Linked DNA regions of Homo sapiens: regions 2, 3, 4, 5, 6 and 7 are each linked to region 1. The links are chromatin loops, found by intact Hi-C in ENCODE. Cell type or tissue: heart right ventricle. All regions are shown on one strand. Region 1 has its middle 20 kb from the start of NSD1. Region 2 overlaps NSD1 (nuclear receptor binding SET domain protein 1). Region 3 overlaps PRR7 (proline rich 7, synaptic). Region 4 overlaps NSD1 (nuclear receptor binding SET domain protein 1). Region 5 overlaps NSD1 (nuclear receptor binding SET domain protein 1). Region 6 overlaps RGS14 (regulator of G protein signaling 14). Region 7 overlaps SLC34A1 (solute carrier family 34 member 1).

Region 1 (4,000 bases):
GTGACCTGATCTCGGCTCACTGCAACCTCCACCTCCCGGGTTCAAGCAATTCTCCTGCCTCAGCGCCCCTAGTAGCTGGAATTACAGATGTGCGCCACCACACCCCACTAATTTTTGTATTTTTAGTAGAGATGGGGTTTCACCATGTTGGCCAGGCTGGTCTCGAACTCTTGACCTCAAGTGATCCGCCCGCTTTGGCCTCCCAAAGTGTTGGGGTTACAGGTATGAGCCACCACGTCCGGCCAACATTAGGTGTTTTTTGTTTTGTTTTGCTTTTTTAAGAAAGTCACTCCATCGCCCAGGCTGGAGTGCAGTGGCGCCATCTTGGCTCACTGCAACCTCCGCCTCCCAGGTTCAAGCGATTCTCCTGTCTCAGCCTCCCTAGTAGCTAGCTGGGATTACAGGTGTGTGCCACCATGCCTGGATAATCTTTTTGTATTTTTAGTAGAGATGGGGTTTCGCCATGTTTGCCAGTCTGGTCTCAAACTCCAGATTTCATGTGATCCGCCCGCCTCAGCCTCTCAAAGTGCTGGGATTGCAGGTGTGAGCCACCTCGCCCAGCACACAAGTTACCATTAATAAATATTTCTTTATTGCTGCATGCAAGAGCTTGTAGTGCTGTCTATTGTGACAAGCACACAGTGTGTACTTCATTACTCTGTACTGAATGCATGCAGAAAGGATGTCCGGCATAGTACACGGCACAGAGGAAGTCCTCCATCAAAGTTAGCTCTCTTCCTCTTTAGAAGCTAGGAGGGCCGGGGAATTCAGTCTTGGGAGCCTTGGCTGGGATGGGGGAGGGAAACTGTGGGAACACCGAGGCGTCGTCCCTCAGACAAGCTCTTCCCCAGCGATAGGAACTATCCCAGCGCCTCACCCACAGTGCAAAAGCTACATAAGTGACCTAAACTTCAGAAGTAGAAAGCAAAAGTGAAAGTCTTTGCCCTTGTCCACTCCCAGGGCAGACCTCTGATCTGTCAGCTCAGCAAAGGCAGCACTGCCCAGTGATGGGGGCGGGAGGCTGAACCAGGACTGATGGCCTAGGACAGGCAGCTGCTGCAGCTGTCCTGGGAGACGCACAGACCAGGGTTCAAAACTTGGTTGGAGGCCGCACGTGGTGGCTCACACCTGTAATCCCAGCACTTTGGGAGGCCGAGGCCAGCGGATCTTTTGAGGCCAGGAGTTCAAGACCAGCCTGGCCAAGATGGCAAAACCCCGTCTCTACTAAAAATACAAAAGTTAGCTGGGCATGGTGGTGCGTGCCTGTAATCTCAGCTACTACTCACTAAGCTGAGGCAGGAGAATTGCATGAACCCCAGAGGCAGAGGTTGCAGTGATCTGAGATTGCACCACTGTGCTCCAGCCTGGGTGACAGAGCAAGACTCTTATCTCACACACAAAAACAAAAACAAAATAACAAAACCTGGTTGGGTGATCTTCGGGGTATGAATTGACTTCTGTGAGTCATCATTTTCACCTATAGGCAGGGGATATGAATGGACTAAAGGAGACTCCTTAGATCTCTCCCTAAATCTCCCTCCATCTCTTAGAGGCATCTAGAAAACATTGGTGTTTGGCTTTTGCTTTGGCTGAAAGGGAGGGAGAAGCAGAGGGCTCATGGTGCACTGTCGCCACCGTGTGACTAGCTGGGGAATTGCATGGGGAAGGTTCTCAGGCCCAGGAAAACGTTATCTGGACTGTGGAGTTTGTTGTTGTTGTTTTTTGAGACAAGGTCTATCTCTGTTGCACAGGCTGGAGTGCAGTGGCGCGATCTCGGCTCCACTGCAACCTCCGCCTCCCGGGTTCAAGCGATTCTCGTGCCTCAGCCTCCCGAGTAGCTGGGACCACAGGCGCCTGGCTATGGAGTGCAATGAAGACTGAGATGGGCCCCTGCTGCCAGCATCCTCTTCCACTGCCTACAGTGCTGTCATCTCTGGGGGAGTGAGCAGCCTACCCCTGGGCTTAGGGTACTGGTGGTGCCTTCTCTGGCTCTAGAACTTTTGTTGACTTCTCAGTGTGGCATTCAAGGCTCCTCACAGCTGGCGCCCTGAACACCTGCTCTGTACTTGGAACTCAGAGTGACTTAGCCCAGACCTTCCCCAAGCCATTCTCCCTACTTTATCCTCCCTTCTTGGTCCTCCTGGAGCTCCTTTTGTTTTCTCCCTGACTGAAATGAAGCGCATTTCCCCGGTGAGCATGTTCAGTTCCCGAGATAGTATTCATGGAAAAAGCAACCATTGATGAGTGCCTGCTGTGTGCCCGGTGCTGTGCTGGAGCCTTGTGGGGATTCATTCTACCTACTCTTCACAAACCTCACTGGGCCAATTACTACGATTGTCCCCGTTTTGCAGAAGAGTACAATGAGGCAGGGAAAGGTAAAGCTGTCCACCCAAAGTCATGTAGTCACTGGATGTGACAGAGTCCTGCCTGTAACTGTTAGGCTGCCTAGTATGGTGGGGAGGGCAGACAGACCCAGGTTCAAATCCCCTCCCTACTGCTCTCAGCTTATTTCCCAGCTGTGAGGCTAAGCTTCCTCCTCTGTAGAATGGGAGGGCAGCTCCCACAGGCCATAGGGGCTGGCTCAGAGAGGCAGGCAGCATGTGGGTGCCTAACACGAGGGTATAAGAGGTATGCATGTGGGGTGGGGCTATCAGAGGAGGCAGCCAGGGCCGGTGTGGAGCACACCAGGGTACGCTAGAGTCCCCTCAGGGAGGTCAGGCAGAGGAATTAGGCTGGCACCTTGCAGGGCTGCCCCTGTCTAGCCCAGAAAGACTGGAGACAGGACTGGGAGCCCCAGCTCAGGACCCAGCCAGCAGGAAGTGGGGGGCTCAAGGATCCAAGCCCCCACCATCTCTCTCCTATGCAGCCCCCACCTGTTGCCCCCAAACCCACTTTTGCCTTGTCAGTGCCTTTTGCACTTGGCAACCTTACGTGGGCCCTTCCAAACACATATCTGACCATGTCTGCTGCTACTGAAAACCTTGACCTTCCACTGTTCACCAGGGACTCAACCCATCACCCAGGACCATGGTACCTGTTGCCACAGCCCTGCCAACCCCGTCACCCTCTCAGGCCTTTGGCCCTCTTCCAACCCCTTGAAGCATCTTGGGCCTTCGCGCATGCTGTTCCCATGGCTTGAGATGCTCATCCTCCCTGCTTAATGTGGAGGTGCTAGAAGCTCTCTTCCAGGGAGGTGGGGAATTGGAACCCCGAAAGAGGAGGAGGAGTTTGGAAAACCAGAAGCGGGGAGACTGTTCTAGGAAGAGAGGGCAGGTGCAAAGGTCCTGTGCACTGGGGAAGGCACTGAAACTAATGAGAACAAGATGCTGTGCCTGAGGCCAAGGCCAGATCATGAAGGTCTCCTATTAAGCGTATTATGGAGCTTGGACCAACGCCTGAGGATGGGGAAGGGTTTGAGCAGGGGCAATTATGGTTTTGTCCATCAGCGATTCCCTTGAGTAAGGTGGAGAGTGGCTTATCAGCATCGTTCTGAAAAACACAGTGCCTAGAGCCAGGGTCTAGGAATCACCCGATCACCACCAGCCAGGGTCCTTCAGGAATCACCCGATCACCACCAGCAGGGGAAGACTCGGGGTCCCCAGCTCAGGCTTGCACCATGCACCAGGCTGGAGTATGCACTTCCTGTGGCTGCCAGCAGGTGGCAACAACGCCCCACCATGTCCCCTCCAACTCTTCCTTCTACCTGGAGACCCCTCACAGGGCAGACAGACCAGAGAGAAAAAAAGAGATGGAGGAGGAAAGGAGAGGACGAGGCCAAGGGATGGACGTGGAAGGGGCTGGGAAGAGTTGGGGTGAAAGGCACAAGGATAGTGAAATTGGGATGCTGCTGGCTTCCTGTTGTTTGTTTCACGGTCAGGCACAGTGTGTTGGTCTGGCGACATTTTCATCATCATCTGCCCTGTCCACCCCCTTGTGGTCCCTCCTCAGGCCCCTGAAACACACTGATGCCACCTGTTCACTCAACTTTCTGTCCTTTCCC
Region 2 (4,000 bases), 140 kb before region 1:
ACATCCCCTCAAATACTTCATCTATTATAAACCATCACGAAACCACCACCAAACCCTCTAATGCAATCTGTAATAACAATTAAAAACGAGAAGGTAGCCAACTGCAACTCTTTTCATTTTTCTTTGTATTAATAAAGACATGGGGTTTCCCTGTGTTGCCAAGGCTGGACGTGACCTCAAAGTCTGTGTGCTCAAACAGTCTTCCCACTTCCTGCTTTACCTTCCCAAGAAGCTGGAAATACAGGTGTACACCATCACACTCATCGAAACTGCAATTTTGATCCAACAAGTGAAATTACTTATGAGACCCATGAGGCCAGGAAATAATCCTAAAAAAGGTACTGACAGTCTGATTAAAACAAACATCAACACTGCTAAATTTTACCTCCTCAATCCTCTATGGAAAAAGTCAAGGTTCTTTTGGCACACATGAATTCACCAGCAGAGATACAGTATTGGGTTTTTCCAGGCGCGGTGGCTCAAGCCTGTAATCCCAGGACTTTGGGAGGCCAAGGCAGGCAGATCACCTGAGGTCAGGGGTTCCAGAACAGTCTGGCCAACATGGCGAAACCCCGTCTATACTAAAAATATAAAAAGTAGTCGGGAGTGGTGGCAAGCACCTGTAATCCAAGCTACTCCAGGGGCTGAGGCAAGAGAATCTCTTGAACCTGGGAGGTGGACATTGCAGTGAGTTGAGATCACACTGGGCAACAGAGCGAGACCTCCTGTTTTAAAACAAAACAAAACAAACAAAAAAACACATGCTGGGTGCAGTGGCTCATGCCTATAATCCCAGCACTTTGGGAGGCTGAGGCAGGCAGATCACCTGACGTCAGGAGTTCGAGACCAGCCTGACCGATATGATGAAACCCTGTCTCTACTAAAAATACAAAAATTAGCTGGGCATGGTGGCATGTGCCTGTAATCCCAGCTAGTCAGGAGGCTGAGACAGTAGAATCATTTGAACCCAGGTGGTGGAGGTTGCAGTGAGCCAAGATCGAGCCATTGCACTCCAGCCTGGGCAACAAAAGTGAAACTCCATCTCAAAAAAAAAAACAACAACAAACAACAACAACAACAAAAACAACTTGTTTTACCAAAGAGAACACATTTCAAAACTTAAGTTTACCTATATGCACAGACAGTTTTGGAAAACTCAGGTCTCAGCTTAACTATGAAGCAGAAGAAAATTTCTAGGACAAGAGTTTTCATTAAAAAAACAAACAAACAAAAAACAAATCAACACGAAACCCCCAATCCTGCCTTGGCATGCATTTCTGAATGATATCACACTGAAACCAGAGATATAAAAATGGCCGGCCGGGCGCAGTGGCTCACACCTGTAATCCCAGCACTTTGGGAGGCCGAGGCAGGCAGATCACCTGAGGTCGGGAGTTCAAGACCAGCCTGACCAACATGGAGAAACTCTGTCTCTACTAAAAATACAAAATTAGCGAGGCATGGTGGCTCATGCCTGTAATCCCAGCTACTCGGGAGGCTGAGACAGGAGAATCGCTTGAACCCGGGAGGCAGAGGTTGCGGTGAGCTGAGATTGCACCATTGCACTCTAGCCCAGGCAACAAAAGCGAAACTCCATCTCAAAAAAAAAAAAAAAAAAAAAAAAGGCCCAGGGGGGCCACGCGTGGTGGCTCACGCCTGTAATGCCAGCACTTTGGGAGGCTGAGGTGAGTGGCTCACGAGGTCAGGAGATCGAGGAGACTGGGTGACAGAGCAAGACTCCGTCTCAAAAAAAAATAAAATAAAATAAAATAAAATAAAAAAAAAGCCCAGGGGAAGACTACACTCTGGTTTTCTAATCAATAGGGGGAAGAGGACATGCAGCAGAACACTTTCTCAAACTACATCTCACATGAAATCCAAATATTTAATACCCTACCACACGACCACATTGTGTTCTATGGAGCCCTGGCATTGCCTGGCTGCTGAACTAGTTCGTTATGCCCCTCTTCTCTCCCAAATACAATGTTGGTAATCTCTCTGATAAAAGCTAGAGAGAGGCCATAAAGTGACATGGTGGATTGATTGCATTTGAAAATATCTGTTGCCGGCCGGGCGCAGCGGCTCACGCCTGTAATCCCAGCACTTTGGGAGGCCGAGGCAGGTGGATCACGAGGTCAGGAGATCGAGACCATCCTGGCTAACACGGTGAAACCCCGTCTCTACTAAAAATACAAAAAAATTAGCCAGGCATGGTGGCAGGCGCCTGTAGTCCCAGCTACTCAGGAGGCTGAAGCAGGAGAATGGCGTGAACCCAGGAGGCGGAGCTTGCAGTGGGCCAAGATCACGCCACTGCACTCCAGCCTCGGCAACACAGCGAGACTCTGTCTCCAAAAAAAAAAAAAAAAAAAGAAAGAAAAAAGAAAATATCTGTTGCCAATTAAACTGAGGTTTTACAATTAGACTGGTCCACATAAGAAATCCATACCTTTAGATGCAGAAACATTGGCTGGATTAGCAGCATGACAGGTTATACAGATGTGGAGGGAGCACCGGAAGCCCTTGTTCTGCATAACAGTGGGTGGGTACTTCTGGACACACTCTTCATGGTAAAACTTTCCACACAAGGGTAGAAGGCACCTTTTAACATCTTCCCCACTCTGCTTACATACAAAACAGGTATGGATTCCTGAGAAGCCAAAAGAAGATAAATTAGTAAGAATTCAAGAATCTACCAAATGCTAAACCATTAGGTGAAAAGTTCATAAGAAATTTTATAATGGACTGATCGGTTTGACATCGTCTGAACCCACTGTAACAATCTTAGTATTATTATAAATGAACAATCTGGTAATAGATACTCCCTGACGTGATACAACAGAAAGTACATATTGTCTACAGAAAATGCTTGCCGCTGGCACCCCCGCCAAAAAAAGAAAAAACTGAAATTAAACCTAATCAAGCCCCTGGACTAACTACAAGTTTACAGGAAATATGGATGACAGAGGAACAAGTTAAGGGGATACCTCCAGGAGGCAACCAACGAAATTTAAGTTGGGCTGGGAGAGGAGGCTCACGCCTACAATCCCAGCACTTCAGGAGGCTGAGGTGAGTGGCTGGCTTGAGTCCAGGAAGTCGAGGCCAGCCCAGGCAACGTGGCAAAACTCCATCTCTACTAAACATACAAAAATTAGCTGGGCGTGGTGATGCATGCCTGTGGTCCCAGCTACTCAAGAGGCTGAGGCAGGAGGATTGCTTGAGCCTGGAAGGTGGAGGTTTACTGAGCTGAGATCACACCAGTGCACTCCAGCCTGGGTGATAAGAGTGAGACCCTGCCTCAAAAAAAAAAAAAAAAAAAAAAAAAGTGTGGGGGCAGTATTGTTAAAGATAAGTAGAAACTTAAGAGATGTATAAAAAAGTTTACACTACAGGAAATCACCCGACATACAATGCTGGTAATCTCCCTAACAAAACCTACAGAGACGTTTTTGGCCTCTCTCTGGATCTAGATCTTGATTCAAAACATAATAAAAAGACATCCCTGAGACAAATGAGAAAATTTGAAAATGAACTGGCTGGTAGATGACACAAAGAAGTTATTACATATTCTCGCTATACATTAGATGTTGTGTTAGAAACCTTTTGAAATATAGGGAGAAAATGAGAGAGAAGTTGATAACTACTGAAATTAACTGAATACATGGAGATTCTTTACATTGTTCTACCCTGGTGTATGTCTTAAGATTTTTGTAATAAAAAGTCAAAAACCACCCAGAAGCAATGTACTCAGCACTTGGGAGGCTAAGGCAATTGGATCACTGGAGGCCAGGAATTTAAGCCTAGCCTGGGGAACATAGTGAGACACCGTCTCTACTAGAAATACAAAACAATTAGCTGGGTGTGGTGGCAGGCGCCTATAATCCCAACTAATACAGAGGCTGAGGCACGAGAATCTCTTGAACCTGGGAGGTGGAGGTTGCAGTGAGCTGAGATCACACCACCGAACTCCAGCCTGGGCCACAGAAGGAGACTGTCTCAGAAA
Region 3 (4,000 bases), 340 kb before region 1:
AGCCCAGGGCCCCCACGCCACCCTCGGGTACTGAGGTCACCCTGGCAGAGGTGCCCCTGCTGGATGAGGTGGCTCCGGAGCCACTGCTGCCAGCAGGCGAAGGCTGTGCCACCCTTCTCAACTTTGATGAGCTGCCTGAGCCGCCAGCCACCTTCTGTGACCCAGAGGAAGTGGAAGGGGAGTCCCTGGCTGCCCCCCAGACCCCAACTCTGCCCTCAGCCCTTGAGGAGCTGGAGCAAGAGCAGGAGCCGGAGCCCCACCTGCTAACCAATGGCGAGACCACCCAGAAGGAGGGGACCCAGGTGCGGCAGGGACTGCCTGGTGGGAGGGATGGGAGGGAGTGGGGGCTGAGCAGGGTGCTGGCCCTGCATTCCTCATGCTTGCACCAGTACCCCCTTCTCTGTGACCCACATTATTTGAGGGGAAGTCCATCCCACCCTCCCTCCCTGGGCCGGCTCTGCTTTTGTTCCCAAGGCAGGCATCCTTGTTTCCCTGGCAACCACTGATGGAATCATTGGTTGCTGGGGAAACGGGCTCAGGCCTGATAGGTCAGCCCCAGTCCTGCTGGGTGGGGCCAAGTGACCTGATGCTTTCCCCTGCAGGCCAGTGAGGGGTACTTCAGTCAATCACAGGAGGAGGAGTTTGCCCAATCGGAAGAGCTCTGTGCCAAGGCTCCGCCTCCTGTGTTCTACAACAAGCCTCCAGGTAGTACTGGGCTGGATGATGGGGAGGAATTTGGGTGCGGGGGCTGGATTTGAGTGTGGGTAGCCACCCCACCACTACCCACCGCTCACAGAGGCTGGGGACACAAGCGGTCTGCTAGGTCCCTAACTCCTCTCCCTTTCTAACGCCACAGAGATCGACATCACATGCTGGGATGCAGACCCAGTTCCAGAAGAGGAGGAGGGCTTCGAGGGTGGTGATTAGCGGTGGCGCCAGCCCTAGGCTACCCTTGCCAAGGCCGCCCACCTGCATCAGCCTCTGGCCAGACGGCCCGCCGTGCCTGCATTCGCAGCAGCTCCGCCTGGCACCCACTCCGGATTCCGGCCCTGGCTGGGGACTTGGCCGCTTCCCTACCCACAGGGCCTGACTTTTACAGCTTTTCTCTTTTTTTAAAAAGTTGATAGGAGACTTGTACAGTTGACTGGCTTTCCTCTCGTTGGTAGTTGAGACGCTGTTGCAAATTCCACCCCTCCTTCCCTGGTCCAGATTGTAGCTCTTAGTCCTCCCTGCTCAGCTGGCCGGGTTGGAGGCCTCACCCTGCTTGGGGCCTGGCGTGGGGGGAGCTCTGGTGGGAAAATGTCCCCCACCTCTTTTCCTAGTTTTATGTTTCTTGGGAAAATATCACTTTGTATTCTCTGTCCAGGGCTTCAGATATTTTGCACGAATTTTAAAACATGGCAATAAATGGCTCGTGGGCTCTGGCTCCCTGGGACCCCCTCCCCGCCCTTCTTTTGACCCCTTCCTGTCTGGCCCAAAGGAAGTAGCAGGCCCAGCTGGGGCCCCTCGGCTACCCCCCGTCTCCTGCCGGGCAGGTCCCAGGTTGGAGGCCCTAGGCGCGGTTCAGGTCAGGGCTATGGATGGGGCCCAGGGGCTTTGGTGGCCCCTCCCCAACTCCTTCCTCTTTGCTTGGGTTCCTTTTTCACGTTTAGTAACTGTTTTTTTTTTTTTTTTTTTTTTTTTTTTGGAAAGCACAAACTTCTGTAACGGGTCGTGCTCATGTCTGTTAATAAAGAAATCCAGATCCCTTCGGGCTGCCGCCTGCCCTGACCCAGGTTCCCAACTCCTCCCACCTCCGAGGCCGCAGCACCTCCTTGCCACCAGGGGGCGTCCTCACCCTAATTCCAAGGCCCGCCAGGCGGGGGCGGGGTGGGGGGGCGGTGCTAGGGGCTAAGGCTCCCAGGGGAAGCCGCTTGGCACCTACAACCACCGGAGAAGGGTTGGTCTTAGACTTAGTGCTGTACCCTTAGGTTCTGTTGTGGCGGAAACGCACGTTGAGGGTCCTTCCCGCCAAGGCCCCGGCTTGTCTGGTCACACAGAACCCTGGGCGAAAGCAGCCGGTGCACCCTCCGCTTGTACCAAACCAGATCACACACCTTTATTATCCTCAAAATGTAACAAACGGGATAAGAAATCCCTCCCTCCCCCCGCCCCTCCCCGCAGTCCAGGGAAGCATTTAAAAAGCCCCGCAGTCAGGCCAGGAGTCCGCCGGTGGGGCCCGGGGCGCCGGGCGCCCCTCTATACGGCTGTAGTCCTCCCGAACAAGGGGATGGAGACCGGCAGACGCCAAGCTCCGTGCTCCAGGGGCTCGCGGCTGCTGAGCTCTGAGTCGGTCCAGCTGGGGAAGACCCGGCGGCCACGGTCGGCCTGCAGGCAGAGGGCTGGGCAGGGCGGCGCGGGCCGAGGGGCGCTGGGCAGGTGCAGCGCCGAGGTGTAGCCCCGGTCCAGGAAGAGCGGCTTGTAGCTGGGAGGCGGCTGCTCCTGCTTCTCCGCGCTGTCGCGGCGACTCAGGAAGGGCGTGACGATCTTGCGGTAGAGGCCGCGCGTGTCCGTGAGCACCTCGCTATAGGGCGGCGGCGGCTCTGCCATCAGCACCGCCTCTTCGTAACACGGTGGTTTGGACATGTCCGATTCCGCTGCGGAGTGGGAGGCGGTCGGAGGAGGTGAGGCCGCCGGTTCCCAGCCTCTCGCAGAGGCCCCGGCCAGGGGCCGCCCGCGCCCCAGCCCTAGCCCGAACCCGAGCCCGCCGCCGCCCGTGTTCTCCCGGAGGCTGCGGATGGAAGCCCTGAGGGTAAGCAGCGAGCCCTCCAACGCCCGCCCACTTCCGGCGGCCCGGATCGCCCCCTGGCGGAGGTCGGTACTCACCTTGGCGCGGGTAGCTCCAGGGCCGTGGCGGCACCGACAGGTGCGTAGGCGGCGGGTGCGGGAGCGCGTGGTGGTGCGGGTGTGGGTGCGCGTGCGCGTGCGGCTGCGCGGGCCCGTGGTGCAGCAGCGGGTGCACGTGCACGTGCGGATGCGAGTGCGCGTGAGCCGGCGCCTCCAGGCGGCTACGGTGTGGTGGTGGCTGCGGCGGCGCCAGGCCCGGGGGGCTCCCGGCCAGACTGCCCTCGAGTTCGAGGGGCTCCAGCTCTAGGGCGCGCAGGTTCTGCTCGCGCAGTCGCTCCTCCTGGCGCCGTTTGAGGCGGCGGCGCAGGAAGCTGCAGAAGCAGCAGAGCAGGACGATGAGACCCCAGATGAGCCAGAAGCCGGCGAAGCACGTGAGGAACGTGTAGGTGCCCTGGGACATCACCATGGCGGCGGCACGGGCGGCGGGTCCTCAGACGCTTCACTGGACACTGGGCTCCGCTGCGTGGCCCCGGGCCCGCGCCACACTCTCAGGTGCCGCCAGCGTCACTCGGGGACCCGCGGCCGGGGGCTGCCCGTGGCAGGTCTCAAGTCGTGCGCGCGCCGGCGGGGGACAGCAGCGGCGCCCGCTCCTTCCCATGGCGCCGGCGGGCGCGCGGGCGTGCCTCACCCGGGGCCGCGCGGGACCTGTAGGGCAGACACGGGGCGCAGTGAAGGCGCGCCGCGGCCCCCAACGACTTCCCGGCCCCCGCCCGCGCCCTGCGCAGTCCGGGGAAAGCCTCCTCCGTGGGAACCTCGCGCTCCCCGGGGGCCCGGTGACGTCACCGAGGAGGGTGACGTCACGCCTCGAGGTTTCCCCGGTAGGGTTTCCCCGATCTGAGCCCCGGCCGCCGCCGCGGAGCCCGGGCGCCGAGGGGAGCCGAGGCGGGCCAGCAGGGGGCGCGCGAAGGACGGACTCCAGCTCTGAGTCCGAACGAGAGATTCGCCATCCGCAGTCCCGGGGCCAAAGGGTTTCAGGAGCCTGTGCGCACCAGGTCCCTGAAGAGGCGTCTCGGCGCCGTTGCTGTGCGGCGGGGAAAGGGTGGTACATCTCCTAGAGCCCCACAGACAGCCACCCGACGCCCTGTACAGACGCCTGGCAGCCCCTGGCTGCCCA
Region 4 (4,000 bases), 190 kb before region 1:
TCATCATTTTTCCTGCCAGACGAGCTCTTCCAGAAAGTGGCAGAGGATTACGTCAGTGTGGCTGCCTTCCAGGTGATGACAGGTGTGTGCTTCCCCAGCCTTTATGGAGACTTACTCTAGGCCCACAGCATCTAGCCCCTTTCCTGAGTTACCTGATCCCAACAGAATGGTGCTGAGCTGCCACCTCTCTTTTTGACAGAGGACAAGGGCGTGGATCTGGGCCAGAAGCCAAACCCCTACTTCTACAGCTGTTGTCATCACTGAGTCAGCACTCACCTGGCCTGGGGGAATTAAAGGAATTCCCCGTAAGGGCTGGACCCAGCTCCTTTCTGGGCTTGGGTAGTCAAATGTCTGAGCTACCCCAGGTCCTCATGTCAGCAGAGTGGCGCCTGCCTGTGCTGGCCCATGGAACGGAGACAGCATTGGGCTGACTGTGGGCATGAGGAGGGATAAGGCTGATTTGGACCCCAGGCTTCTGCCCTGGACAGCACTTGTGTCTGCAGATTATTTAAGTGGCTTTTGATCTGTAAATAAAATCAGTGCACTGTGCATCACACCCAGCCCCTTTCCCTGCTGTGTGGATTAGGTGTCAAGACACCTAGTTCTTCCTGGGGCCACCCGGCTGGCCTCACTGCTTATATTAAGGCTCCTCCCAACTCTCATTTTCCTTTGGAAAACAAGACTTTTTTCCCCATGGTTACCGCTGAGATACTGGGGCTGTAGTAGTATAAAAGCTCACAGTTCCTTCTGAGTGCTGAAAAGAGTGCATGAGTTGCTTCGAAATAAAAGGGTCAAGCATTCCTACCTGAGACAGGTTGGTCTGACTAGCTCTACTGCATCTGTCATGTTTGGGCCCCTATGTCAGACCTGTGACTCAGGTCCTGAGCTTCCCAGTGACATCCTACAATGTGGTTTAATGGTAGGAAAGTCCTAAGTTCTGTAAGCCAGAAAGGTCTAATGGATCCAGATTTGGTTCCAATTCAGCTGCTAATTTAGAAAAGGGACTTAAATCCTCATCTTGAGTTTCTCATCTGTAAAATAAGGTGACTACTATGCAGCCCAAGGATTGTGAAGAAAGTGAAGAGTAACTCTAGTACTAAATGTTTTTCCCAATCTTCCCAAGCACTTTTTGCTGAAAGGGCAGGAAGTTCAGGACTAGGTCACAAAGGGAAGCAAACTCCCAAGTTTTCCCCAAAGAAGATCCAGATATTTCTGAGGAATCAGGTGTTAACTGTAAACAGGGCTGACACTTGCTGCTCAACCAGAAGGAAATTTATTGCAGCCCTTTCTGGTATGGAGGGTGTGGCCCCAGGCCAGGGGCTTTCCCTTAGTTTTATCCTTTGCCTCTGCTTTCCTGCCTTTATTTAGGCCTGGGCTGAGTCCTCTGCAGTGGCCAACACCTGCCTTGGAAAAATGTACAACTTAGCCAACATGGTCAGACTCACACTCAGAGAGTGCTTTGGTTCCACTTCCTTTTTAAAAACCAATTCCTCAAACTGCCCTTCCTTCATGAGTGATGGGGGCTTCCTGTGGAGGGAGACTGAAACTGAAACCAGCCACTCCCAACAGAGGGAGAAAGAGGCTTGGGCAGCCCTGTGGCTGCTGAGAGGAAACACACTATTCCCATGACGTGCTTGGAGGAAGGGCTTAGCTTCACAGTATCCCTGCGCCCCCCGCCCCCCACCTCGTACTATCTCTGGGGCTGGCTTCTGCTCTCACCCCAAACAATCCTCCCTCCTGTTAGACTACAACTCCCCACAGCCAATAAAACAAAACACAGGGCAAGGGCCATATATGAGTAAAGTTAAACTTTACTTTACAGTAAATTTTTTTTCTATATACAAAGAATTACAGTACATGTTTATGGGGACTCCTAACACAGGGCTCCCCTCTTTTTCACTAGGAGTTTCACTTACAGCTGACAATCTATGGGGGCGGGGGGGGGGGGGCGCGGCAAAAAAGCAATGATGGACCTTGGCTGATCCCCCCGACCCCTTTCTTAACAATATAGGTAGATGTCTATCGTCAGCTTGCCTCTTTGCCAAGACCTAGGAGGCGGCTCTGCCATGAGCTGCTGTGTGCTGCCCTCCCCACCTTCAGCACACTCATCTACACACACACAGGTAGCACCCACCTCGATGAGACCGCCTTGCTCTGGCCTGCCCCAACCCTGGAAGTTGAAAACATAGAACCATTTATTTCTGCTTCTACTCTCTGTGCCCATGTCTTGTCCACGAAACTTTGCTGAACTTCCAGGACCTTACACCTGAAGCCCCACAATAACCTGATGTTTTGAAAGCCATGGGAAAGCAGCTCTAGAGAAGGAACCACATAAGCAGAAACAGCGCATGTTAAACTCGAAACACTTCTTCCGAGGTTGTGGATTTCTAGTTTAATTCTTTCCACTTCCTTAGAAAATACTACCCTTAATCTTCATAAGCAGTAGAGGGGCTTCCATGAGTGGAAGAGGTAGAGAGGGGCAGAAGGGAGCTGAGGAAGACCCAACAACCAGAGCTCTCTAACAACCTGCTCCAGGCAGCGTGGACGGAGGCTATGGACAAGGTGGCCCCAGCCCTGAGAAACTCAATGGCCACCTTCACCTGGATATAGGATCTCTTCCACCTCTGGATTGCACTGGGCCACTCCAGGGTTGGGTGCAGGCTTCACTGAGGATCTTCCTTCTCCCCACTTTTAACAAAGCCTCAAACTTTTCTACATAAAATCTCCTCCCAAACAGGAACCCGGGTTTCTTGAGCTGCCAGTCCCTCAACCCTTGGCAGTGCTTATTTATACCGTGAAATTAGCACCATCATTACATTTTATTGTGTGTGTGTACAAAACAATGATCTATTCTTATTTCAATTTACACTATAGCAGCCTCTGGCCCTGTTGCACTGGCCCTAGGAAGCTCAGCTGAGAACTAACTGGCCATAGCCAATGACAGGCTCCCACAGCAACTACCAAGCAGTGACTTGGAATGTCTACACATGGAACTGCTCAAATGAAACTCAGCAAGAAAGGGGCTGGAGGCAGCTCCTTCTCTGCCATGATCTGAGAGAGGTTAGGACACTGGGCTCCTCTAACCTGGCTGATAAACCCCAAGAGGATGACAGTATCATTTAAAAAACCTTAGTAAAATCCACCTTATAGGGACTAAGGGTAAAACCTATCCAAGTTTCATGCTGTCCTCATTACTCCCTATGGGGGAATCTGTCAGGACTAAACTTTCTGCCATTCTGTTCTCATGAGGCAACATTAGAATTACAACCTGGGAGTCCGGCTCCAGTGAGCAGACAGTGCCGAGCCTGGGAAGGGATCAACAGGGTGTTTCATGCCCTGACCATAGTGTGGGGTGAAGGATGTAAAGAATAAAATAACTATTTTCATCAATGCTAAAGATTTGGTTCAGAAGAGGGTCAACACAGTGATTTAAGTCATCTCAAACTCAGTAACAGGGTAAAGCAGACATTTAAAAATGAGGATGTTTCTGTATCAATGACAGCTATTTTGCTATTAGACTGGGTTGGCTCCAGCAAGATAAGCAAATGAGGCTTTGAATGTAAATTTCAACATTTTTCATAATCTTTTTCTGACTTAGCAGGGCTAGATGTATTGGCTTTCTAGCTACCCATGGAGAATTTCAACTTTTGCCTTGTCCCTGGAAAAGGCCTCCTGGGGAGCTGGCTCCAAGGCAAACACTCTTGAGATCTCAATTTCCAAGCACATACCCAAATACCACCCTGCGTTAAGGACCAGAAGTTTTCTAAGATGAAAGATTTCCTTTTCACTCCAATTCACATCCCTTTGGAAAAGGGGTCTTATTACAAACTTCAGGGGACGTCCCACAGGGCTGGCAAGGCCACTCCCTCCCCACCTTCCTCCAAGAGTCACATTTCCCAACAGTTGTTGTGACTCTGCTTCTAATTGGATAGTGACTGCTTTCATGATTTTAACCATCTAGTATCACATGCTGCTACTGGTGGGCCCAATAGCTCAAATT
Region 5 (4,000 bases), 120 kb before region 1:
AGACATGATCATGATCATGAAAAAAGGGATTGTTCTGAATTCAAAGTGATTTGAGAACCATAACAACCAGTTACAATGAGCAGTCCTAGATTGAGTCCTGGTATGAATAATCCAAAGGTAAAGGTTAGGGGATAATTGATGAAATTTGAAAGACAGTTGATGTCAGATAAACAGATCTTATATAAGATGTAAATATGTTAAATTGATTATAAAGGAAAATGTTCCATTTTTTAACTACATATTAAACTATGTAGGGGTAGAATGTCAAGATGTCTCTATTTCATTTTAAAAAACTGAGTTGAAAAATAAGACAAATAAGATATATTTACTTTTGAAATTAGGGTCAGACTATATATATTTCACTTTATAGCCTATATTTTTACTTAAGATTAAATCATAACAATATTCCTAAGTCATTACTCTTTGAAGGCAAAGAGGGAAAAATATATACATAAATAAATACAATATGTAGATTCATTTATATATTTCCTGAATAACCACTAAATCCTAAGTACTGTGCTAGAAGCTGAGAATAAAAAACAAGATCTCAGTTAAGGAAATTATTGTTTCATGAAGATAAAGTATGACATTGAAGATAAAATTGCAGTTTCCTAAGGACCAGTGAAAGTTTGCTGAAATTTTGCAACATACCTTGTGCACCTGCTCCTGTACCTTCTTTTGTTTTTTCTTAGGAGCAAATATCTGATCATATTCTTCTGTATATTCCAAAAGCCACTTGCTTGGCTTCCTAAGGCGTTTCTTCTCTGACCGCACAGCTAAAAGATGATAAACAAATTCAACATTAATCAAAAAGCTTCAGGAAAACCCACTGTTTTTATGAGACCATCTGATACTCCCAAAAGTAACCAGATGGGAAACCACATAGTAAAATAGACTATGGCTTAAGATGCAAGAGGCACAAAATGGCTTATGTTTTCTCATATGCAAAAGGAGCTGGGGGGAGACAAAAGGACTTGTGTTACCTTATATACACAAATAATAGAATATATGTGGCCCATCCAAAATTAAGGAAAAGGTTAAATTTAAAGCCAGGTCTTATAGTCACTGACACCTGTACATATAAAGCTAATATATACCTAACAAAAATGTAGCATCTAGATCAGGTAAATAGGTAAAATACATCTTGAGTTACAGGCTAAGTATGCCTTATCTGAAACGCTTGGGATCAGAAGTGATTTAGAATTTTTCATATTTTGTAATATTTGCATATATATATAATAAGTTATCTTGGGGATGGGACCCAAATTGAAATACCAAACTCATTTATGTATTACACACATCTTCTATACACATAGCCTGAAGGTAATTTTACAAAATATTTATTTTCTACATTATACAAAGTTTGTGTACAGTGAACCATAAGAAAGCAAAAGTGTCATTATCTCAGCCACCATGTGGAATATCTGTGGTTGTTTGGCATTACCATCATTCCTGTCTCTGAATTTATGTGCTACTGACAGGCAAACATTTTCTTATACTTATTCACACATAAGTACTTAACAGTAAAAATATGACATACCATTAATACAGTGAAAAAGTAATGTGTGTTCAGGGTAGCTAAGCAGCACAGTAGTATCACGAGAATACATGTATCAGCTGATAAAAAAACAGTAATAACAATGTCGGGCTTTGTGTCTCCATCTATGATGCTGTGTTTTGATTAAAAGGTTACTGTATACTGTTTTATTTTATAAGGTAAGAAGAAACATCATCAGAAGCAATTAGGAACCAGGAAGTCCTCTAGGAATGAAGAGGCATTCTGTGGGATAGCTTTTTAAAATGTTTCCTCTAAAGTCATCTGTCTCATTAACAACGAGTATTGTCTAGAAGGATCTCATTTTATTCATTTCTTTATTTTTTGAGACGGGGGCTCACTCTGTCACCCAGGCTGGCGTGCAGCAGCATGATCTCAGCTCACTGCAACCTTCACCTTCCAGGATCAAGCGATTCTACTGCCTCAGCCTCCTGAGTAGCTGGGATTACAGGCGCCTGCCACCACACCCAGCTAATTTTGTATTTTTAGTACAGACAGCATTTCACCGGGTTGGCCAGGCTGTTCTCGAACTCCTGACCTCAAGTGATCTGCCCGCCTTGGCCTCCCAAAGTGCTGGGATTACAGGCTCTCGAGACACTGCGCCCAGCCCAAGGCTCTCATTTTATAAACTGACATGATTTCTTTTTCTGTTATGAATGAACACTGCTCTGGTCCTTCAATAAGCCCATCACATACATTAACCATGTCATCTATAGGTACTTTTTCTGCAGTGTTAATGTCATCTTCATTATCACAATCACTCTGATTCAGATCGATGTCAGCTCTATCACCATGTTGAACAAAGAAACGGGAGCCTCTTTGTCGATATTAAAAGCTTTCTTGTTATCCACTTCTTCCAGCTTACTGACAAATGGAAGGTATACTTTTTGCATATGTAAGGATGTTACACATTTTTCTCACTTTACTGAAGAAGCCATCAAAATCACCACCTTGTTCATTATCATCAGTGAACACAGCTGAAGGTCACAAGTGGTGCCAGGCATGCACAGCTGTACCTTTAGTCACTGTGTTCCAGACACTGACAACAGCATATATGGCATCCTTCACTCCTTTTGAAACCCTTTCACACCCATACATCTATTCACAGCTGCCAGCATATTCAAGAAAGCATTTTTATATTTACTCTTCATCAATCTAGGGATTCCCTGGTCATATGGCAGTGAAGTCACACTTCAGGGAAAGCACATGGCATAAACATTATTTTTGATAAAATTGCAGCTGCAGGATGAGCCGAAGAGTTTTCAAGGAGGAACAGTCATCATCCTGTCCAGCTTCCCTGAAATAAGCACCAACTACTGCTATAAAATGTTTGTGAAACCAATCAGAAAAGATGTCCCTAGATATCCATGCCTTTCTGTTAGCATAATAACGAACTGGTAAGAAATTCATGCCTTTGGGGCAGGTGCGGTGGCTCAGGAGTTCGAGACCAGCCTGGCCAATATGGTGAAAGCCTGTCTCTACTTAAAAAAAAAAAAAAAAAAAATACTAGCCAGGCATGGTGGCTCATGTCTATAATGCGAGCTACACCAGATGCCGAAGCATGAGAATCACTTAAACCCAGGAGGCAGAGGTTGCAGTGAGCCAAGATCTAGCCACTGCACTCCAGGCTGGGTGACAGAGCCAAACTTTAAAAAAAAAAATTTATGCCTTGGGGCTGGGTGCAGCAGCTCACGCCTGTAATCCTAGCACTTAGGGAAGCCAATGCAGGAAGATCACTTGAGCCCAGGAATTCAATACCAGCCCAGTTAACATAGTGAGACCCCATCTCTACTAAAAATAAAAATAAAAAAAAATAGCCAAGCATAGTAGCACACAGCTGTAGTCCCAGCTACCAGGGAAGAATGCTTGAGTCTGGAAGATCAAGGCTACTGTGAGCCATAATTGTGCCACTGCACTCAAGCCTGGACAACAGGGCGAGACTATCTCCAAAAAAAGAAAAGAAAAGAAATTCATGCCTTGAAATCACTAACAGTGAGAACACAAGCTTTTGCCTATCATAGCAAGTTTACACTTACACATGCCTGCTTAATTAGCACATCCCAGCACAGTTACTCTGTCCTAGTCATCCTGAATTCCTGTAGGGCCTGTCTCATCATACATGGTGGTCAGTCTAATACCATACTCTTCTGAAAGATGTTTCACACTTACACCACTGTCTAGTTTCTCCAAGAGCCTGACTTACTTTCTGCACTATACCTAAATTCTTCCTCCTTTCTTATTACTCTAATCTATGGGGATATCTTCAGGCTTTCTGAGAAGTTCAACAAAATCTTTATACCACAAAGCAGGAAAAAATTCTTTTTAATTTAAAAACACAATGAATAATGCAAGGAGGCTTTTGCCCCATGTGGGTTATTTTGGAAAACTTTCTGTTGGTGCATCCAGCCTGCACGTGTGCCATTTTATCACCTTTTATGGGTATAA
Region 6 (4,000 bases), 260 kb before region 1:
CCTTTGGTGCCCTCAAAGGATTCTCCAGTTATGTGTGCAGAGACACTCAGTCCCCAGTAGAAGCAGAGAACAGGACCAGAATGATGTACTCAGATCCACAGAGACCACAGTACAACAGCAACATGATGGAGAGGCACAGCTCCCCACAGGGTTCTTCACCCCCACACCTCTCCCCGCCCTCTCTCTCACCTCCACACCATGACAGGTCTCACTCTGTCATCCAGGCTGGAGTGCGGTGGCACGATCTCGGCTCACTGCAACCTTCGCCTTCCGGGCTCAAGTGATCCTCTTCCACCTGTCTCCCAAGTAGCTGGGACCACAGGCATGCACCACCACACCCAGGTAATTTTTTGTATTTTTGGTAGAGACAGAGTTTTGACATGTTGCCCAGACTGGTCTCAAACTCCTGAGCTCAAGCGATCCACCCCCACCCCCCTTGGTCTCCCAAAGTGCTGGGATTACAGGTGTGAGCCACCTCACCCAGCTCCCATATTCTTAAAAAAAAAAATACTATAAGATATTCACACACCACCCCATATACTGTGCAGTCAGGAAGAGAGGTTCTGAAAACAGGAAGTCAGGAGGCACATCCTGAGGTCCCCAAGAGTTTCCTGGCACTGACCTTGGTGACAGAAGTAGTGTGTTTTGAGGGTGGGGGAAGCCACAGGACAGTCTGGCACACAAGGAAGACAACTCATGGCAGAATAATAATAATTATTATAATAACAGTATCATACATCAAGGACAAACCCAGCTGCCCCAAGCCTACTGCAAAATCTGTATGTACAGTATAGTCTATGTGGGTGGGGTACAGGGCTGCCTGCCTGCACCCTCAAGGCCTTACTCATACCAGCTTCCTGAGGAGGGGCCGGCCCCTCCTCTTGCCCCTGTTGAAGCTTGGCACAGGCTGGGGAGGCTGGCACTGCCAACGCCATCCCTCCATGTTGGGCAAGCCTGTTCCAAGGGGCTGGACTCACCTCCCCCATTGTGGCCTGGCTGCAAGGGATTGGGGGTGAGCTTGTTGAGGGACAAGGCGGTGGCAGCTGTGGGGTGTGTCTCATCTGAGTCCCCTTTCCACCCCTACCGGCTCTTCCTGCGGGCCTGCCCATGGCAGGAAGGGGCCAGGGACACTCATGGCACAGACAGGGCATGCAGAGCGGACCCATGGCATGCTCGGCCCGCCGGGTGCCATGCAGCTGTCCTGGACTGTTGGGTAGCTGTCAGAGGGCTGAGTCGGTGGTGGAGTTCAAGGATCCCCCGATGGGCTGGGCTGCTGATTTGGTCTGTGGTGGGGTCTCCTCGGAGCTGGGCCCTTGGGCGGGCAGCTGCAGAAATTCTGGAAGTACCAGGTCCTCTTTCCTCAGAAGGCCCCTCTGGTCGTGGGCCCCGCTGCTCTGCACCCGGTTCAGCAGCTCCACCAGGCCTGGAGGCAAGCCACAGCATGAGGGTCCCCCCAGCAGACCTGCCTATATGCCAGCCCACGATAGTCCCACTGCCTTACTGTGGCCACTGCCTCCCTGGCCCCAGCACCAATGGCCTGCGGCCCCCTGTTCCAGCCCCTTTGACCCCCCAACCCCCATCCTTCCTGTTCCACGCCCAGTGGCACCCAGCCCCCTGCCTTAGCTCAAGGCTCTCTGATGCCACCCTGAATGGTCCCCAACCCCACTGCCCTAGTCTTTCTGATCCCCAGCTCATCCACCATGTACCTTCGATGTCACAGGTCTGCCGCTTTCCAGTGGCACTACTGGGCACCTTCACCAGAGAACTGGGGGACGCTGGAGGGGGATGGGTGGCCTTATCCTGAGTTCTAGGTGGGCAGCCCTGCGAGAATTTGGGGTCAGAGCCAAAATCGGGAGGGGAGAAGCAGAGGGTGGAAGAGGCCACTCGCCTTTCGCTCACCTGGCTGCGGCAGGGAGATTTGTCACGGGCTTTGGAGATCTTCACACCTGCAGCAGAGAGGGCCACAGTTAGTGTTTGCCTCCCACCTGGACCCCCTTCCTCCTGGGCCACAGCTGTTCCAGATCAAGCCCCGAGGCCAGCGTCCCCTACCTGGAAGAGTGTCCAAAACCAGTCTCTGGGCCGCCACCGAGCTCACTAGCTTCCCCAGATCCAGAGGCTGTTTCTCGCCTGGCTGTGGGGAGAGGTCAGCAGCCCGCGGTACAGGCCTCCGCCCGGCCCCGGCCCCGGCCCCGGCCCCGGCCCCGGCCCCGGCCCCGGCCCCGGCCCGGCCCCGCCCCGCCCCGCCCCGCGGCCCGGAAGCTCACCCGGTGCAGCACCACCTCTAGCGGGCTCAAGCCGTGCTTCTCCAGAATGGGCTGCAGCGCCTCCTGCAGCCGCTTGGTGGGCTTGGCTGAGATTCGTACCACGCGCTCCAGCGCCGTCAGCTCCAGCCTGCGAGGAACCCTCGGGCAGCAGAGGGCCGGAGGGCCGGCCCCCCGCCAAACCCTTCCCAGGACAAACGCGAGGGGGTGGAGCTTGAACTGCAGAAGGTGGGACTGGCTTGTAGGGGGCGGGGTTTGTCCCAGGGGCGGGGCTAGCACGAGGGGCGGGGCCTGGGGAGCCAGGTAGCTAGAACAGGGCCTGAAGGGAGCGTCAGGACCTGGGACCCAGACTTGGGGGCAGGACACTCACTCGAAGGTGATCCTGTTTTCCAGCCGCACTTCCTGATCCGCCAGCACGGTGCAGTCCTGATCCAGGACCAGGGCCTTCTGTGGATGCCAGGCAGGGTCTAAGAGTCCCTCCCCCAACCCCCAGCCATCCCTGTGGGTCTGAGAACAACTTCACGCCCTCCCATGGCCACCACTGGGCTTCCTAGAGGAAGGGATGGAGGGTGGAAGAGCTGTAGGGGAGCAAATGGGTTAAGGTACCAAGCTGGAGTCCAAGCCCAGGAAAGCCAAGGCCAGGGAGAAAAGTGGCAAGAATGCTGGACATTCTTGGGAAAGGACAGAAATTACGAGAAACGTAGCTGCTGGCATGAAATGATAAGGGGCAGGCCTAGATCCGGGATCTCTGGCCTACTCTTTCTGTGCCAGGACAGGCTCTGCCTCCAGGACAGCTGTCTCGTGTCCCTCAGGTGTGTGAAATCCGACCAGACCAGCTGGAAGCATTTCCTCCCTCACCACCCACCTTTGACCAACCACCCTGGCCTGGTCCCATTTTTGACATTTGTCCACTTCTCTCCATTCCCCGCTACTAAGGACACTTCTTGTTTCCTCATTCAAAAAGGGCCCACCCTCAAAACTGCTGTGAAACCAGAGGATGTGAAGCATCTGGCACAATGCCTGGCACACAGTAGGTACATAAACAGTAACTCTCGTGATGACCACCTTCAGAGGCCCCACTGCCTGCTCCAGCCTGATGTGGGGGTTGGGGGCAGCATCTCCCAGGCAGTAGGCTTATGCTGTGCTGCAGGAGCAGGTGGAGTGTGGGTGAGGAAGTTATATTTAGCATGTATGAAAGCCCATCTGGGCTGCTGGCAGCCGCCCTAGCGGCCTGAGAAGAGTGGGCAAAATGCCTCCCACTACTGCCCTCGCACCCCTGCACTCCAGGCCCCTGAACATGCCCCGCAAGTACCCACCTGCAGGCCTTTGCCTAAGCTGTTCCCTCTGCCTGGAATATCCTCCCCCACAGCTCTGCCCATCCACATCTACTGCTGCTTCTTCCATGAAGCCTTCCGGACACCAGCCAGAAATGCCTACCCTCTCCCAAGAGACCTTCTCTGGAGTTTTCACTCTTCCTCCTCCCTGATCACTCCCTGCTTGGCTTACTTTCAGCCTGTGGGCCAGGAGGACAGCCCCAGATCTAGGTTCCTCTCCCCCACACACCTGGCAAGGCCTTAGGACTTGTCTACTAGGTAAATGAAATCCCGATGGCCCCCTGGAAGGTAGCATTCTTCCTTGAGATTCCCCTGACTGAATGGTTTCCTTTAAAGCCAGTTTTCCCCTAGGTCTTCTTTAAAGTTTAAGCTAGTTTGCACCTAAAGGAAAAAGTTCATTGGTTA
Region 7 (4,000 bases), 280 kb before region 1:
TTGTCTCCACAAAGAAAATTAGGGCATGGTGGTGTACACCTGTAGTCCTAGCTACTCAGGAGGTTGGAGCAGGAGGATCTCTTGAGCCCAGGTGGTCGAGGCTGGAGTGAGCTATGATCATGCCCCTGCACTCCAGCTTGAGTGACAGAGCAAGACCTTATCTCAAAAAATGAAAAACTCCCGAAAGCAACAAACTCCCAATCTGTAAATATTGGCGACCACTTTGAGTTATCTTTTACAATTCAATGAAGGTCAGCAGAAGCAGGCCAGTCTGGCCTGTGGACAACTCATTTGTAGCCTTGTTGGGTTAAGAAGTTATTTATTTATTTATTTATTTATTTTGAGACAGAGTTTTTGTTCTGTTGCCCAGTCTGGAGTCCAGTGGCACAATCTCGGCTCACTGCAACCTCCGCCTCCTGGGTTCAAGCGATTCTCCCGCTTCCACCTCCCGAGTAGCTAGGGTTACAGGCCCCTGCCACCACGCCCAGCTAATTTTTTGTATTTTTAGTAGAGATGGGGTTTCGCCATGTTGGCCAGGCTGATCTCGAACTCCTGACCTCAGGTGATTCACCCACCTCGGCCTCCCAAGGTGCTGGGATTACAGGTGTGAGCCACCATGCTGGCCAAGGTAAGAACTTTTATGGCGTCTGGTGTAACATCCGGGTTTATTTTAGCGGGATGTGCTCCCTTGAATGGGGCAATGTGCTCTTCTGTGCTCCCAGTTCGCCACATCAGGGCCTTGGGGACCCATCAAGACTGGGCCTGAATGGCAGGCCAAGAAGCCTGGAAAAAATAGGCTGCGATGGGCTAGATGAGAAAACCAGGCTGGGAAAGCAACGGTAACTGCTGCGAGGGTAAGGGAGAGAGAGAGCCAGGTGTTTGCTGTTAGGCAGATCTGAGTTCAAATCCTGCTTCTTATACCAACCACCCTGGGTAAGCCATGCCACCTCTCAGAGCCTGTTTTCTCTAACGCAGGATAATAGAGGAGCTGCTGTAAAGGTTACAGGGGGAATGTGTTTAAAGCGCTCATCACAGGGCTTGGCTCATCATGAGCCTTCGGTAAACTGTCTTCTGATATGGAGTGACCCTCTCCCTCGCTGGGCCCGTTCAGGATCACATGGTTGGGAGGCTGTGTGTGTGACTGACTTCCTAGGTCAGGACCAGTGGCCCCTGCAGATGAACCTGAGAACCCTAGCCCTGTTGGGGAGGAGCCTGCTGGACCTTCCTGGGAGTACCCAGCCTGGATGCTGAGGTAGCAGACAACCCCTTGAATGAGTAGGTGCCTGGTCAACGTGTGCCCCACTGACCTAACCTGGGCTGGGCCCAGTGGTCTCTGTGGGGAGGACTGTGGGACCCTGCGAAGGCTGGAGGAGAATGGGGAACTTTACTGGGGTCCCAACTTAGGGCTGGCAGAGGCAGCAGCAGGGCCAAGCCCTCTGGGTTTTTAGAACCTTGACCTTCTTGCCTGGGACTGTGTGGCCCTGGCTGGGAGCCCAGAGACCCTAAAGTACAAGAGAGGAAGGTAAAGCTGGCAGGAGGGACAAAGCCAGGCAGAGAGTGAACTGCCGGGAGGGAGCAGGCCCTGGGGCTTCCCTGTGGGGCAGAGGGAGAAGATGGAAACTCCAGCTTAGATAAAAGAGCTGGGAGGCCCAGGATCTGGGGGCATCTTCCCAAGATGTGCCCATCCCTGCCTGGGCCTGGGGTGGGGTAGGAGAGGCTGGAGGGGCCTGAAGCGGGTGGTGGGCTCTGTGGGAAGAACAGAATGGGCCTGTGGACAGCCCTGGGCCCATACCCCAGCTGAGCCGTTCCCAGCTGTGTGTCACCAGAGCAAACACTTAGCCTCTCTGGGCCTCAGTTTCCTCCTCTGCAGCATGAAGTCCATAATGCTACCCACCTTTTCCCAGGGGCTAGTTGGAAGCATTTTGGAAGAGGGAGTTGGGATTTAAGTGCCTATAGGGACACCCTAAATTAAAGAGGCCCCTTCTGGGGACTGAAGGAGGTGATTAAGCTCACAGGAGACTGTCAGGATGTGGGCCAGCGCAGCAGTTTCCCCCTCAGAGGAAGGGGAGCTCTAGGGCCTTTGTTCTTCTGGAAGCCGAGGGAGAGCACTGTGCCAGCAGCACCACCTGGTGGCGAAAAGGAGAACTTCTCCTTAGAGCAACACCCGCTATCTCTGGAGTCGTCTCCACGTGGCTATGGTCACCTGGTGGCCTTCAGGCCTGATGGGCAGCATGGGAAGCAGACATACATAGTAGAATGTCAGACCGGTGAGTGAGAGAGGCAACGAGATAGTCAGGATTCTACCAGGATTTGTATCCTACCTCAATTACATGGACTTGGGCAAGCCACTGCACTTCTCTGGGGCTCAGTGCTCCTCGTCTGTAAAATGGGGACGTGATAATCCCTGCCTCCCAGGTTGCAAGTCCTCAAAAGATGCTTGTTTAATCCAGGCAGGTATAGTTGACAGTCCACAGTGTGGCCACATAAGAAGGTGATTCCCAGGACGGTGTCAGGGTCCCGGGAGACTCAAGTGTCTGATCACTCAACTGCCGCTGCTGCTGCTTTCCCCATCTGGTAGGCCTTGGACTTGCCTCCTCTCCCTGGTGCATAGCTTCCCTGGAGACTGTTTCGGGCTGGTTCAGGTCCAGCATGGTGAAAGTTGGCGTCAATGGGAACAGGTTGGAAGGGAGCACGGGGAGACTCTGTGGCCCGTCTTTGGGCAGGAAGAGCCAGGACGCACTTCACACTTTGCAAGACCAAGCACATCCACTGCTGTGTGAGTCACACTCCTTCGGGGCGCTGTCCCAGAAAGGGGATGAAAGTGAGAGCTTGGGTCCCACCCACCAGCTACTCTCCAAGCCGAGGAAATGAGACCCTGCCCTGCAGAAAGCGTTTAAGGAAAGCATTTCCTGGTAGAGTGAGGAAGAGAAACCAGCTGGACAAGTGTCAGCTGCAGCCGTAGAGAAAGGCCCAAGGGCGGCCTCCCCAGAGTGAACCTGGGTGAGGATGACTTCAAGTGAGGACGTGGAGGCTGCTGGTTGAGATCTGCCGGAAGCTGCAGTAGGTGGCCGGCAGGGAGCTCAGGGGCAGTGAGGAACAGAGCTGTCTTCCATGGCTTGCTTTTTGCGAAGATCAAAGTGTGTGATTTCTCTCCCTTCCAGATTTTGCTATGAAGTAGAGAGGCTTGTGGTGAGTCAGAGAGCACTAAGAGTGCTCAGAGAGCTCGTGAGAAAGTGGTTGATGTATTAAAGAGGTCATGAAGTCAGCGTAAAAGCTGCCCGCAGGGGTTTTTTTTTATGTAAGGCTGCTTTGAACACTCAGAGGCTGAGCTGGAGCAACTTCAGATGCAAAGGAGCATCGCAGGGCGAGTCAGATGAGTGTTTTCTGTTCGCACCAGGGTAAAGGTCCAGTCACAAGAAGCAGCAAGGGGAAGGGGAAGGGGAAGGGGAAGGGGAAGGGCTTGTGCTGTGCTGTGCTGTGCTGTGGCTTGGATTTCCTCGTATCTCATTGTAAATGGAGTTATGTCTCACATGCAAGCATCAGGGAGAAGCAAATATGGTGCATTGTGGTTTGGATGAAGCATTTGCCTTTTCACAGCTGAGTAAGGAAGTGTGCTAATTGCCTGCTTCCTCATCAGCCTGGCATAATGGGTGGTCCATGAGCATCCACTTGATTCAAACAGATCTTCCCAGTATTAGAAGCAGCAGAAACAGTGCAGAAGGACAAGGGACTCCCGCCTGTGGCAGTCTCCAGGAGAAGGAACCCCCGATGCCAGCACAAGCGGCTGTTAACATCTCCAAGGAGTTCTCCACGCAGCTCACCTTCCTGTTACTTTCCTTGGTATCCTTATAGCACTCTGCCTCTTCCCCACGTTACCTGGGTCCCAAAACATGGCCCAGCTGAGTCACTAACCCCTCTAGGGTGCTCAGGCCCTGACATGGTAGGATAAGCTCTGGCACGTTTCTTAGCCTCTCTGAACCTGTGTCTCTACCTGTGAAAC

The links. A loop is a pair of places that touch in the nucleus more often than their neighbours do. Peaks named below come from ENCODE experiments on the same cell type or tissue, not always from the same donor. Only the 100,000 strongest peaks of a DNase experiment are listed, where the experiment ranks them.
Region 2: it touches region 1 in a loop (3-fold over the local background); 22 of 110 quality-filtered maps call a loop at or near these places.
Region 3: a loop joins it to region 1, with 3 times the contacts of the local background. A loop is called at or near these places in 22 of 110 quality-filtered maps.
Region 4: it touches region 1 in a loop (2.9-fold over the local background); 67 of 110 quality-filtered maps call a loop at or near these places.
Region 5: a loop joins it to region 1, with 2.0 times the contacts of the local background. A loop is called at or near these places in 28 of 110 quality-filtered maps.
Region 6: a loop joins it to region 1, with 2.7 times the contacts of the local background. A loop is called at or near these places in 3 of 110 quality-filtered maps.
Region 7: it touches region 1 in a loop (3-fold over the local background); 10 of 110 quality-filtered maps call a loop at or near these places.

The regions. Positions count from the first base shown.
Region 1 is chr5:177,111,697-177,115,696 of GRCh38, reverse strand. No RefSeq gene overlaps it. Among named protein-coding and RNA genes, the nearest start is that of NSD1, 20 kb to the left of the region's middle. In heart right ventricle, CTCF peaks have their summits at 1,639, 3,447 and 3,652 (motif pointing right); DNase peaks (open chromatin) are centred at 1,636 and 3,646; H3K4me3 peaks cover 1,195 bases; H3K27ac peaks cover 1,388 bases.
Region 2 is chr5:177,255,598-177,259,597 of GRCh38, reverse strand. NSD1 (nuclear receptor binding SET domain protein 1) reads right to left here. Exons shown (of 23, transcript NM_022455.5): 13 at 2,447-2,647. Among named protein-coding and RNA genes, the nearest start is that of RAB24, 46 kb to the left of the region's middle. In heart right ventricle, no CTCF peak of the experiment used is centred here; no DNase peak of the experiment used is centred here.
Region 3 is chr5:177,454,360-177,458,359 of GRCh38, reverse strand. It overlaps PRR7 (proline rich 7, synaptic), which reads right to left. Exons shown (of 4, transcript NM_030567.5): 3 at 2,866-3,531; 4 at 2,074-2,636. The coding sequence starts at 3,292. The coding sequence ends at 2,239. It overlaps DBN1 (drebrin 1), which reads left to right. Exons shown (of 15, transcript NM_001363541.2): 13 at 1-302; 14 at 603-705; 15 at 857-1,750. The coding sequence ends at 927. Among named protein-coding and RNA genes, the nearest start is that of PRR7-AS1, 8.4 kb to the right of the region's middle. RefSeq lists enhancers at 493-1,193, 2,758-3,052, 3,300-4,000 and silencers at 1,746-1,945, 2,316-2,455, 2,546-3,095, 3,605-3,836, 3,286-3,895. In heart right ventricle, CTCF peaks have their summits at 592 (motif pointing left), 1,821 (motif pointing right), 2,868 (motif pointing left), 3,776 (motif pointing right) and 3 weaker places; DNase peaks (open chromatin) are centred at 579, 1,839, 2,839 and 3,769; H3K4me3 peaks cover 2,269 bases; H3K27ac peaks cover 3,384 bases.
Region 4 is chr5:177,298,007-177,302,006 of GRCh38, reverse strand. NSD1 (nuclear receptor binding SET domain protein 1) reads right to left here. Exons shown (of 23, transcript NM_022455.5): 23 at 1,794-4,000. It overlaps RAB24 (RAB24, member RAS oncogene family), which reads left to right. Exons shown (of 8, transcript NM_001031677.4): 7 at 20-82; 8 at 200-809. The coding sequence ends at 264. Among named protein-coding and RNA genes, the nearest start is that of RAB24, 3.7 kb to the left of the region's middle. RefSeq lists enhancers at 165-224, 1-597, 1,528-1,637 and a silencer at 1,427-1,620. In heart right ventricle, a CTCF peak has its summit at 1,537; a DNase peak (open chromatin) is centred at 1,567; H3K4me3 peaks cover 716 bases; H3K27ac peaks cover 3,406 bases.
Region 5 is chr5:177,232,597-177,236,596 of GRCh38, reverse strand. It overlaps NSD1 (nuclear receptor binding SET domain protein 1), which reads right to left. Exons shown (of 23, transcript NM_022455.5): 6 at 652-776. Among named protein-coding and RNA genes, the nearest start is that of RAB24, 69 kb to the left of the region's middle. In heart right ventricle, no CTCF peak of the experiment used is centred here; no DNase peak of the experiment used is centred here.
Region 6 is chr5:177,369,296-177,373,295 of GRCh38, reverse strand. It overlaps RGS14 (regulator of G protein signaling 14), which reads right to left. Exons shown (of 15, transcript NM_006480.5): 10 at 2,632-2,705; 11 at 2,265-2,391; 12 at 2,050-2,131; 13 at 1,900-1,946; 14 at 1,707-1,821; 15 at 700-1,423. The coding sequence ends at 1,221. Among named protein-coding and RNA genes, the nearest start is that of SLC34A1, 13 kb to the left of the region's middle. RefSeq lists enhancers at 3,495-3,564, 3,113-3,964. In heart right ventricle, CTCF peaks have their summits at 2,355 and 3,827; a DNase peak (open chromatin) is centred at 2,385; H3K4me3 peaks cover 1,027 bases.
Region 7 is chr5:177,388,806-177,392,805 of GRCh38, reverse strand. All of the region lies in intron 8 of SLC34A1 (solute carrier family 34 member 1), which reads right to left. Among named protein-coding and RNA genes, the nearest start is that of SLC34A1, 6.4 kb to the right of the region's middle. RefSeq lists enhancers at 1,817-1,896, 3,147-3,196, 3,337-3,386, 618-3,431, 2,472-3,671. In heart right ventricle, CTCF peaks have their summits at 1,922 and 2,134 (motif pointing left); a DNase peak (open chromatin) is centred at 2,125; H3K27me3 peaks cover 1,200 bases.